Regions from separate parts of the Homo sapiens genome. Here region 1 is linked to region 2. Evidence: read pairs that join two places in POLR2A ChIA-PET (ENCODE). Cell type or tissue: PC-9. All regions are shown on one strand. Each heading gives the region's core, and the rest is flanking DNA. Links, peaks and the distances in the headings are about the cores only.

The links. Peaks named below come from ENCODE experiments on the same cell type or tissue, not always from the same donor. Only the 100,000 strongest peaks of a DNase experiment are listed, where the experiment ranks them.
Region 1: POLR2A ChIA-PET joins it to region 2 with 8 read pairs; 3 of 35 experiments call an interaction of 5 or more read pairs at or near these places.

Annotation. Positions count from the first base shown.
Region 1 is chr15:79,364,256-79,368,648 of GRCh38, reverse strand. It overlaps a transcript of TMED3 not described here. Among named protein-coding and RNA genes, the nearest start is that of TMED3, 55 kb to the right of the region's middle. In PC-9, for the core only: no CTCF peak of the experiment used is centred there; a DNase peak (open chromatin) is centred at 1,788.
Region 2 is chr15:79,847,034-79,851,426 of GRCh38, reverse strand. The region is part of intron 3 of ST20-MTHFS (ST20-MTHFS readthrough); the gene reads left to right. All of the region lies in intron 2 of MTHFS (methenyltetrahydrofolate synthetase), which reads left to right. Among named protein-coding and RNA genes, the nearest start is that of MTHFS, 48 kb to the left of the region's middle. In PC-9, for the core only: CTCF peaks have their summits at 1,265 and 1,473 (motif pointing right); no DNase peak of the experiment used is centred there.

The DNA.
Region 1 (4,393 bases), core at 251-4,250, 480 kb after region 2:
TTTTGGCCTCACCTAGTTTTCTCTCCTTCTAGATTAGATTTATTAAGATACCCAAACATAGAATTAACCCCCAATTCCTGGCATCATCTAACATCTCTTCCTTAATTAAACTTTCCCCAAAAACACTGAATACAAGCCCAAGTCCTATCATAGGTCCTTTCTAACACTATCTTACAGAGGTACCCCATAATTCCCACAGTGTGCAAGCTCCCTCACAGCAAGAAGCAAACCCCACCTTTTTCACTAAAGGAGTTCTCAGTGGTCTTTGGCTGGAGCATTAACACTTCCAACTTCCAATCTGCTGCCAGCAAAGTATGTTGGATTCTGACCATCCATTGGGAATTATGATCAAAAAAGCATGAAAGCTTGAAAATAAGCTCTAAGCATGAAAGTAAAGGAAAATCTTGAGTTCCTTCAAGGGAAATTCCAGGCACCTAGCTGGCCCTCAGAAAGAAATAAGGAACTTGATAAGCAAGAAGGTAATAGTAACTTAAAATAATAGCTAAAGAAGCCAGAATCACATGTTTGGTTCTCCTATAGAAACTAAAAACAACATCCTAACATACGTCCCTGAGTTGTTTTTCAGAAACCTGGGTCCCCACCAAATGGATCCACTGGCACTGAGACCCCAGGCAATGGGGAGCTGAGGACTGAGCTCTGACCACTATTCTTTCTTCTAAATTACTTCCTGAGGGGCCTGGATAAAGGTATACTCACAAACAGAGCTAATTCTTTTCTACTGACCTCAAATTTTTCAACAAAGCTTCTCTTCCTTAACAAATTGCAAATCGGAAAATCTTTGAATCTACCTTTGATCTGTAAGACCCTGTTTCAAGACATTTAACCCTTTAGGGCAAAACCAATGTGCAATTTCCACGTATTGATTTATTACTTTACATGTAACTTCTACTTTTCTGAAATTTACCCCTGCCTTTAAAAATCCTGTACCTGCAACCCATCGGGTTGTCCAACAGCCTTTGCTGGCAGCATATTCGGAGATGTAAGTGTCAACACCTCAGCCAAAGACCATCCAGAACACCTGTGGTGGAACAGGTGGGGTTTACTTCTTGCTCTGAGGGAGCTTGCACGCTCTGGGAACTGTGGGGTACCTCTGCAAGAGAGTGTTAGAAAAGACCTATGATAGGACTTGGGCTTGCATTAGGTGTTTTAGGGGAGAGTTTAAGGAAGAGGTGTTAGATGCTGCCAGGATTTGGGTGTCAGGACTGAAGCATTAGCTTCCCAATCTTCCTTGCTTTGTGCCCTACAAATAAAAACCTCCCTTTCTCCCACTGCAAACCCAGTGTGGATCGCTGGTCCTACTGCACCAGGTGAGAAGACTTCAAGTTTGATTTGATAACACCACCTGAGTGCTGGAGTGATTTCCACTTCACTAATCCAATTTTCTATAGTATCCAGTAACCTGCTGACCAACTCTGTTTTAGTTCTGCATCATATTGGACTTTGTTAGGCACCATATGAGATGCATTTGGTTAAAGATGCCTTTAGGTCTCCACCTAAATCCTTCACCCGGAAAGAAGAATAAAAAGCTAATTCAGGACCCAGCAGCTGGGGTCAGGAGAAAATGAAACTTGGTTTATAATCAGCTCCACTTGAGGTAAATATGAATTGAGATTGTGCTGTGCTTTTTGAAAACAATGACCTAGCCATCATTATTCTCTGCAACTGACTTGGAAGTTTCCATCTGATGAGTCAAAACCAGTCACTTGTATATTAATGAAAGAAAAAAAAATGCACCTTAAAGTGCAGCACATTAAATACACAAAGGGCTGCTGGAATGCTGAAAAGTGAAAAAGAGTCCAACTCCTTCCTCAAAGTCACACAGCTAATAAGACATTCACCGTCACCTTGGAGCTTTAGATTTGTGAAGCCATCCCCAGGCTCTGTGCCTAACATTCAAGTAGCTGCCACCACGAGCTTAGCTTTAGGATCTAAATGGCCAGCTTTTCCAAAGATGTGGATAATGGTGAGATGGAGCAGGGACCCCTCTTAGGAGCCTGCTGGGCACTATCCCCGAACCAAGCATGGAAATAAAGGAAAATCTTTAGTTCCTTCAAGGGAAATTCCAGGCACCTAGCTCGCCCTGAGAAGTAAGGGAGCAATTTGATTAGCAAGAAGGTAATAGCTTATAACAACAGCCATGGAAGTTAATCATGAGATGTTTGGTTCTCTATAGAAACTAAATGTTGCGGATGAGCGGTGACTATCTGGGCCAGTGGCTGAGGGGTATAAGAATTTACCAAGGCAGTTGTGGATAAAGAAAGGCAGATTCATTAGGAACATATAAAAATAATGTTGCAAGAGAGCAATGGGCAGAATCAGCAAGAGAGCAGCTGACTGCAAAGAAACAAAGGCTTCCCGGAGATTTTATAGGATAGTTCTTGGGCTGCAGAGTGCTGTGTACAGTACTGATAACGCCAAGGTAGCAGGAAGGTAACTTGCATTCTTCCATCAACCTAGGTGTTTGATGATATTGTGAGCTATATACATTACCTACACAGGAGGGCCCTATGTGCTGGGTCATAAAGAAAGGCAGACCTATAGCTTATCTCACCCTCTTTTTGTTTATATGTCCTGAACCACGAAGAAAGGCAGACCTATAGCTTGTCTGCTTTATCTCTTTGCTTTCCTCTGGTCCTGCCAGCCTGACTCCTTTTCCCTAATTAGGACTCCACACAAGATAACATCTTAACATATGTCTCTGACTTGTTCTTCAGAAACTCGGACCCCACCAAATGGATCTGCTGGCACACAGACCTCAGATATGGAGGGACCGAGAGGACTGGATTCTTGCTGCTGTGAAAGGAAAATAAAAACTTGGAACCCCAAATCTCTGTGCCAAAAGGAAAAAATTAAGCTGAAAGCTGAGTCATGCAAGAAGCTGCCTTTTCTTTTGCTCCTAAGCAGAGAGCTACAGATAAAAGGTTAAATATCTCCACAGATAGCTACTCTACGTTCACCTTATCTTACGTAAAGTGCTGATTTACTGAGCACCAGACAGACACATAATTGACTGTTCCCCTACCTGCTCCTTTTCTCTTGCAACACGTGGATTCAGTAATGTGACCATACCCTCCTTCTTTCCCCTCCAGTCTGCTTTTCCCCTTTTAAATATTGAAGCCCTCAAAATCACCTTTGGAGAAAGGCACAGACTTGTCTCCTGGGTACATCCTTAACCTTGGCAAAATAAACTTTTGAATTAATTGAGACCTGTCTCGGATACTTTTTGGTTTGCACTGCCGTTCTTTGTTCTAAATTTCTTCCTGAGGGGCCTGGAGGAGGTGATGTCCACAAGCCAGACCTAACATTCTTTTCTGCTGACCCCAAGTCTTTAGACAAAGCTTCTCGTCTTTAATCAGTTACAAATCAGAAAATCTCTGAATTCACCTATGACCTGTGGGCCCCTGCTTTGAGCTGTCCTGTCTTTTTAGTTCAAACCAATGTGTAATCCCCATGTATTTGAAAGCAAAACAGGAGAGTTCCCTGATCCCCCTCTCAGGACATTCAGCAGGGGTGTGAATCGCCTGTTCCCTCGTCTCCGCTGCTCAAACCCCTGAGGGGAGAGGGAGCATGCAGAGGGACAGATGCAGGAGACCAAGTGGGTATGCATTACAGTGTGCCCTTTTAGCCCTGCCATCCGCAGACAGCTTAAGTGTTAATCAGTTCAATGGACCCTCTGCCTTTTTGCAAGGGCAGAGGGCCGGTGTGACACCTTTCTGTATCCCAAGCTCTTTCCCAGTGTCCTGGAAGAATCAAGTCACACATGGGCTTGAAGGATGAATGTGGGGTTTTACTGGGTGGTGGAGGTGGCTCTCAGAGGGATGGATGGGGAGCTGGGAGGATGCAGTGAGAGGATGATCTGCCCCTAGAGTTTGGCCATCCAGTGGCCAAACTCCTCTCTGACAGCCCCCAGCTGAACTCCTCTCGGTGTTCAGACATTCCTCCTCTTCTCTCTTTCTCTGCTGTGTCGTTCCACCATTCATCTGCGTGTTTCATCTCCTCATCTGCTTGTCTGCTCCTGGAACCTGGGGTTCAGGGTTTATATGGGTGCAGGATCGGGGCATGGCAGGCCAAAAGACAACTTTTTGGGAATGAAAACAGAAATGCCTGTTCCCACTTAGGGCCATGGGGCTCCAGGCTCGAGGGGTGGGGCCTTTGCTGGGGAACCGACCTCTTCTACCCAGTATTTCTCTGTCTCCTATCCGTATCAAAAGGAGTTAGCCAGCTTGCTTTAGGCAGACAGTAAAGAAAGAGCCCCCGGAGAACCTCCGACCTGGCCCACAAGTGCTTACACCAGATATTTTATGCATATAAGGGAACTTGCACAGGGGGCTTGCTTAAACATGCCCGCAGGGGACTAAGAGCCCACATGCAC
Region 2 (4,393 bases), core at 307-4,306:
AAAATAAATACAGCAAGGGGACTACTCATTATATCCCTTATATCCTTCACTGTCATTCTTTTTTTCACGGTAAACAGAACTGAGCTCAAATTCTCTGGGGAAAGACAAAAGCTCTGTTCCTAGAAGGAAGGGAGAAGGATTCCTACTACTTAATGGACCACAGGCATTCTTACAGTATAGGATAAGAGCTGGTCACACCAAACTGCATGGACTGGGAGGACTCAATGGAAGTTTAAGATTTGTGATATTATGATTGTTATGATAAATAAGTTAACAAAAAGAGTAGAAAACCCTTACAGGAATGAAAAACAATGTCGCAGGAGCAAAGGTGTGCAGATAGGAAGGTGCCCACATACCTCTTGGGCTCTAACACTTATTTTCAGCCTTCTTTTCAGTATTACAGTAAAGACAGTCCACTAGCTGAACTGATTATATTCTGAAAAGCTCAGGACAGGGAGTCTGAGTTCAGGACATCTTAGGAGGTGTCAGGGGCCCAGGCTACCTCGCTGCCAGAATTAATAAGAATGTTTTGTACGGTGAACTGAATCCTCAGAGCCTAATACTTCTGTCTCAGGAAGTAGAGGCATTTATAGAATCTTACTTCTTCATTTTTTTTCGAGGCCTACTACCTAGGCTTTTTTCCTGGTCAACGAAGATTCTGCAGCTCAGCATCTGTCCCCATCTCTCCACTTATATTATCCTTGCCCCGGTGATTCCCTAGTTGCCAAATCTAATAGATATTTTTGTGTCCTTACCTTACTTGTCCATTCTGCCACATTTGACACTGCGTCTACTTCTCTCTCCCTGAAACTCTCTTTCCTTATGTTCTATGATGGGGGTTATCACATTGCAGCCCCACAGGCCAAATCTGGCCCTCCACCTGTTTTTGTAAATAACATGTTATCAGGACACAGCCACACTCATTCATTTACATTTGTCTTTGGCTGCTTTCATACTACACAGCAGAGTTATGTTCTAACAGAGACCCTAAGGCCTGCAAAGCCTAAATTATTTACTCTCTGGTCTTTTGTAGGAAAAATGTGCTAATCTGCATTCTATAACCTCATTCTCCCCTGGTTTTCTTCCTCTTTTTTTGGCTCTGCTGAACCCCTTTGCTGAGAGAACATGTAAGAGCCAGTTCTAAGGTAAGATTGTAAAAGCTCTGGTCAAAAAATACTTGAAATATTGGAGAAACTATACCCCTTTCCCTGCTACCTGGTTCAAGAAATAGTGCCTGAGATTTCTTTTTAAAAAAATAGAAAGGTATCCTAATAAATACAATTGTTGTGAACAGATATGTTGCATTATCTAATACAGTTTTCATGACCAGCTCCATTTTACGGATGAGAAAACAAATGGAAGCACAGAGATTGCAGTAGCTTTCCTATGATCACACAGCTAAGAAATAGCCTGAGGGCCCATGCCCCTAATCACCACATCAGACTGCCTCCAGAGGGCACTGCTGTTTCAGAGCCAGCACCAAATGAAAAGACGGAAGATGTTTTTGAGCAAATAAATGCAGTATGTGGGGTTGGGTGAGTTTTCCAAAGGTTAGCTTTGTAGTTTTGGAATGCAAGATCACATTGGAAAGGTAGCGAAGCCTGGAGAAAAACACTCAACAAACCATGACTCTGCAGAACAATCTTATGACATCTAGAGAGCTCTGTGCCCACTAACACAGAATGTGAAGCAAGTGCACACAGGATTAAAATCAGAGCAGGTTGGCTCTTGCACATTGCACTGTCAGTGGACGCTATTAATGAGTCTTTGGCGATTTGAAAACAGAGCAATGCCAGAGGCATATGCAGAACTGTGCACGGACTAAGGTTTTTCTTCTGTCTCCCCTATTGAATTCTGACCTTGTGGTGTGTGAAGGTGTCTCTGGTGTCTACCTCTATTAGTGGGACCAGTGTGTGTGAGGGAAGCTTGTTGAGCCTCTGCATGATTTTTAAGCCCCACTGAGCTGTCACCTTTGAGGAGGAAAAACATCCAGCATAGTGTTCCCAAAGTGTGAGGAGCCCCAGGGGTGTGTGTGGGGTGGGTGATGCATGTGGGGATGGTGGTAAGGCACAGGAAGAGCTTCAAGGATGACAACAAATAAAGTCAAGCAAAGAATACATGATGTGTTTCAGGGAAAACACTTGGATTTAACAAGTAGCAGAAGTGGGAGAAGACTAGGAAGTATATCTTAAGGACCTGAGGCCAGGAGCAACCTGTGATCCCCGTGGTTGAAGGGAGCAGCAGGAACAGTTCTGTGGGCAGGGCTACAACAACAACACCGCATGTACGATGTAAGGACCTCCACCTAGGAAGGGCTGTTTCCGAGCCTTAGTTACCTGGGAATCCAAAACCATTCTCGTCTTGCTTCTCAAGTGTAAAACTCATTTTGAAAAAGCAGCCATACAAAGTTATATTTTTATTATTTTATTTTATTTTTTTGCCTCTTTGAGCCAAATTTATGTACTTCGGAATTATTAAAATAGAGGATGTCATGCTAGGATTGATCCATTCTGCAGGCAAAATATTCATTTTTCAGGGTTTCTTTGGCCTAAAATTCTATTAAAATCCAAGGATGAAAGAGGAATTGGAAAAATTATGGCCCTCAAAGAAATTTTCTGTCCAGTGAGGGAGACAGAGACGTGTACCATCAACTGTGGTACAAGGTAGACTTCAGTGAGAGCTGTGATCAAAGTACAGGGAGTAACAAGAAAAGAGGGAGTAGATTAACTCTCGCTCAAGGGATTTGAGAACGTTGTTTTCTTATCTCTGTTTCATTTCTTCATTCTTTTCCTCCAACTACCTAAATGTGGATGTTCCAAACTTCTGCCTTTTCTTTCTTGTGTATTGTATCTGGTGGGAATCCTGACTATTCTCTTGGCTTCTCTTTTGGTCTCTTTGCTTTTTTAAATTTTTTATTGTGGTAAATAACATATAATGTGAGATCTACCCTCCTAAAAGTTGTAAGTGTCTGGGAAAGTATTGTTAACTGTAAGCACAGTTGTACAGCAGATCTCTAGAACTTTTTCATCTTCCATGAATGAAACTCTGTATCCATTGAATGGCAACTCTCTGTCTCCCCCTTTCTCCTGCGCCTGGTAACCATCATTCTACATTCTGTTCCTAAGATTTTGACTACTCTAGATACCACATGTAAGTGGCATCATAAAGTATTTGTCTTTTTGTGGCTGACTTATTTCACTTGGCATAATATCTTCCAGGCTTATCCATGGGTTGCATATTGCAGAATTTCCTTCTTTGATATGGCTGAATAATATTCATTGAATGTATGTACCACATTTGGTTTGTTCGTTCATCCATCGATGCATACTTGTTTCCATATCTTGGCACTTGGGAATAATGGTGCAATGAACGTGGGAGTGCAAATATCTCTTTAAGACCCTGACTTCAATCCTTTTGGATAAATACCCAGAAGTGGGATTGCTGGGCCATATGGTAGTTCTACTTTTAATTTGTTGAGGAACCCATATACTCTTTTCTTTAATGGCTGCATTATTTTACACCCCCACCAGCAGTGTACAAGGGTTCTGATTTCTCCACATCCTTGCCAACATTTGTGGTTTTCTATTTTTTGGATATTGGACATCCTCATGAATGTGGGGTGGTATTTCATTGAAGTTTTGATTTGTATTTCCCTGATGATCAGTGATGTTGAGTATATTTTCATATGCCTGTTGGCCATTTGTATGTCTTCTTTGGACAAATGTCTGTTTAAGTCTTTTTTTTTTTTTTTTTTTTTGAGACGGAGTCTCACTCTGTCGCCCAGGCTGGAGTGCAGTGGCGCAATAGCTCCACCTCCCGGGTTCACACCATTCTCCTGTCTCAGCCTCCCGAGTAGCTGGGACTACAGGCGCCCTCCACCATGCCTGGCTAATATTTTGTATTTTTAGTAGAGACGGGATTTCACCATGTTAGCCAGGATGATCTCTGTCTTCTGACCTCATGATCCGCCCGCCTCTGCCTCCCAAAGTGCTGGGATTGCAAGCATGAGCCACCGTGCCCATCCTGTTTAAGTCTTTTGCCCAGTTTTTAATTGGGTTATTTGGTTTTTTGCTGTTGTGTTCTAGGGGGTCTCTGTGCCTTTGACCCCAAATCTCCATGCCTGTACCTGGTGAACTCTACACTCATGTCTTCTGCTACTCCTCAGGTTGATCCTTCTGTCCAAGCGAGTAAACTGCTCCCCACTCCCTACTCCCTCACTCAGCTCTTGCCACCTTTCTTTTGGTTTCTGAAAGATACTTAGACCCAACTCTGACACATCTTAAAAATCCAGGTCAAGTTGAGTTTTCCATGAATTCTTCCCTGACCACCCAGCGTTTGCTCTCCCCCTGCTGGGGTCTCTAGTATTTGTCCCTGTTGCTTTTGGGGCATTTGG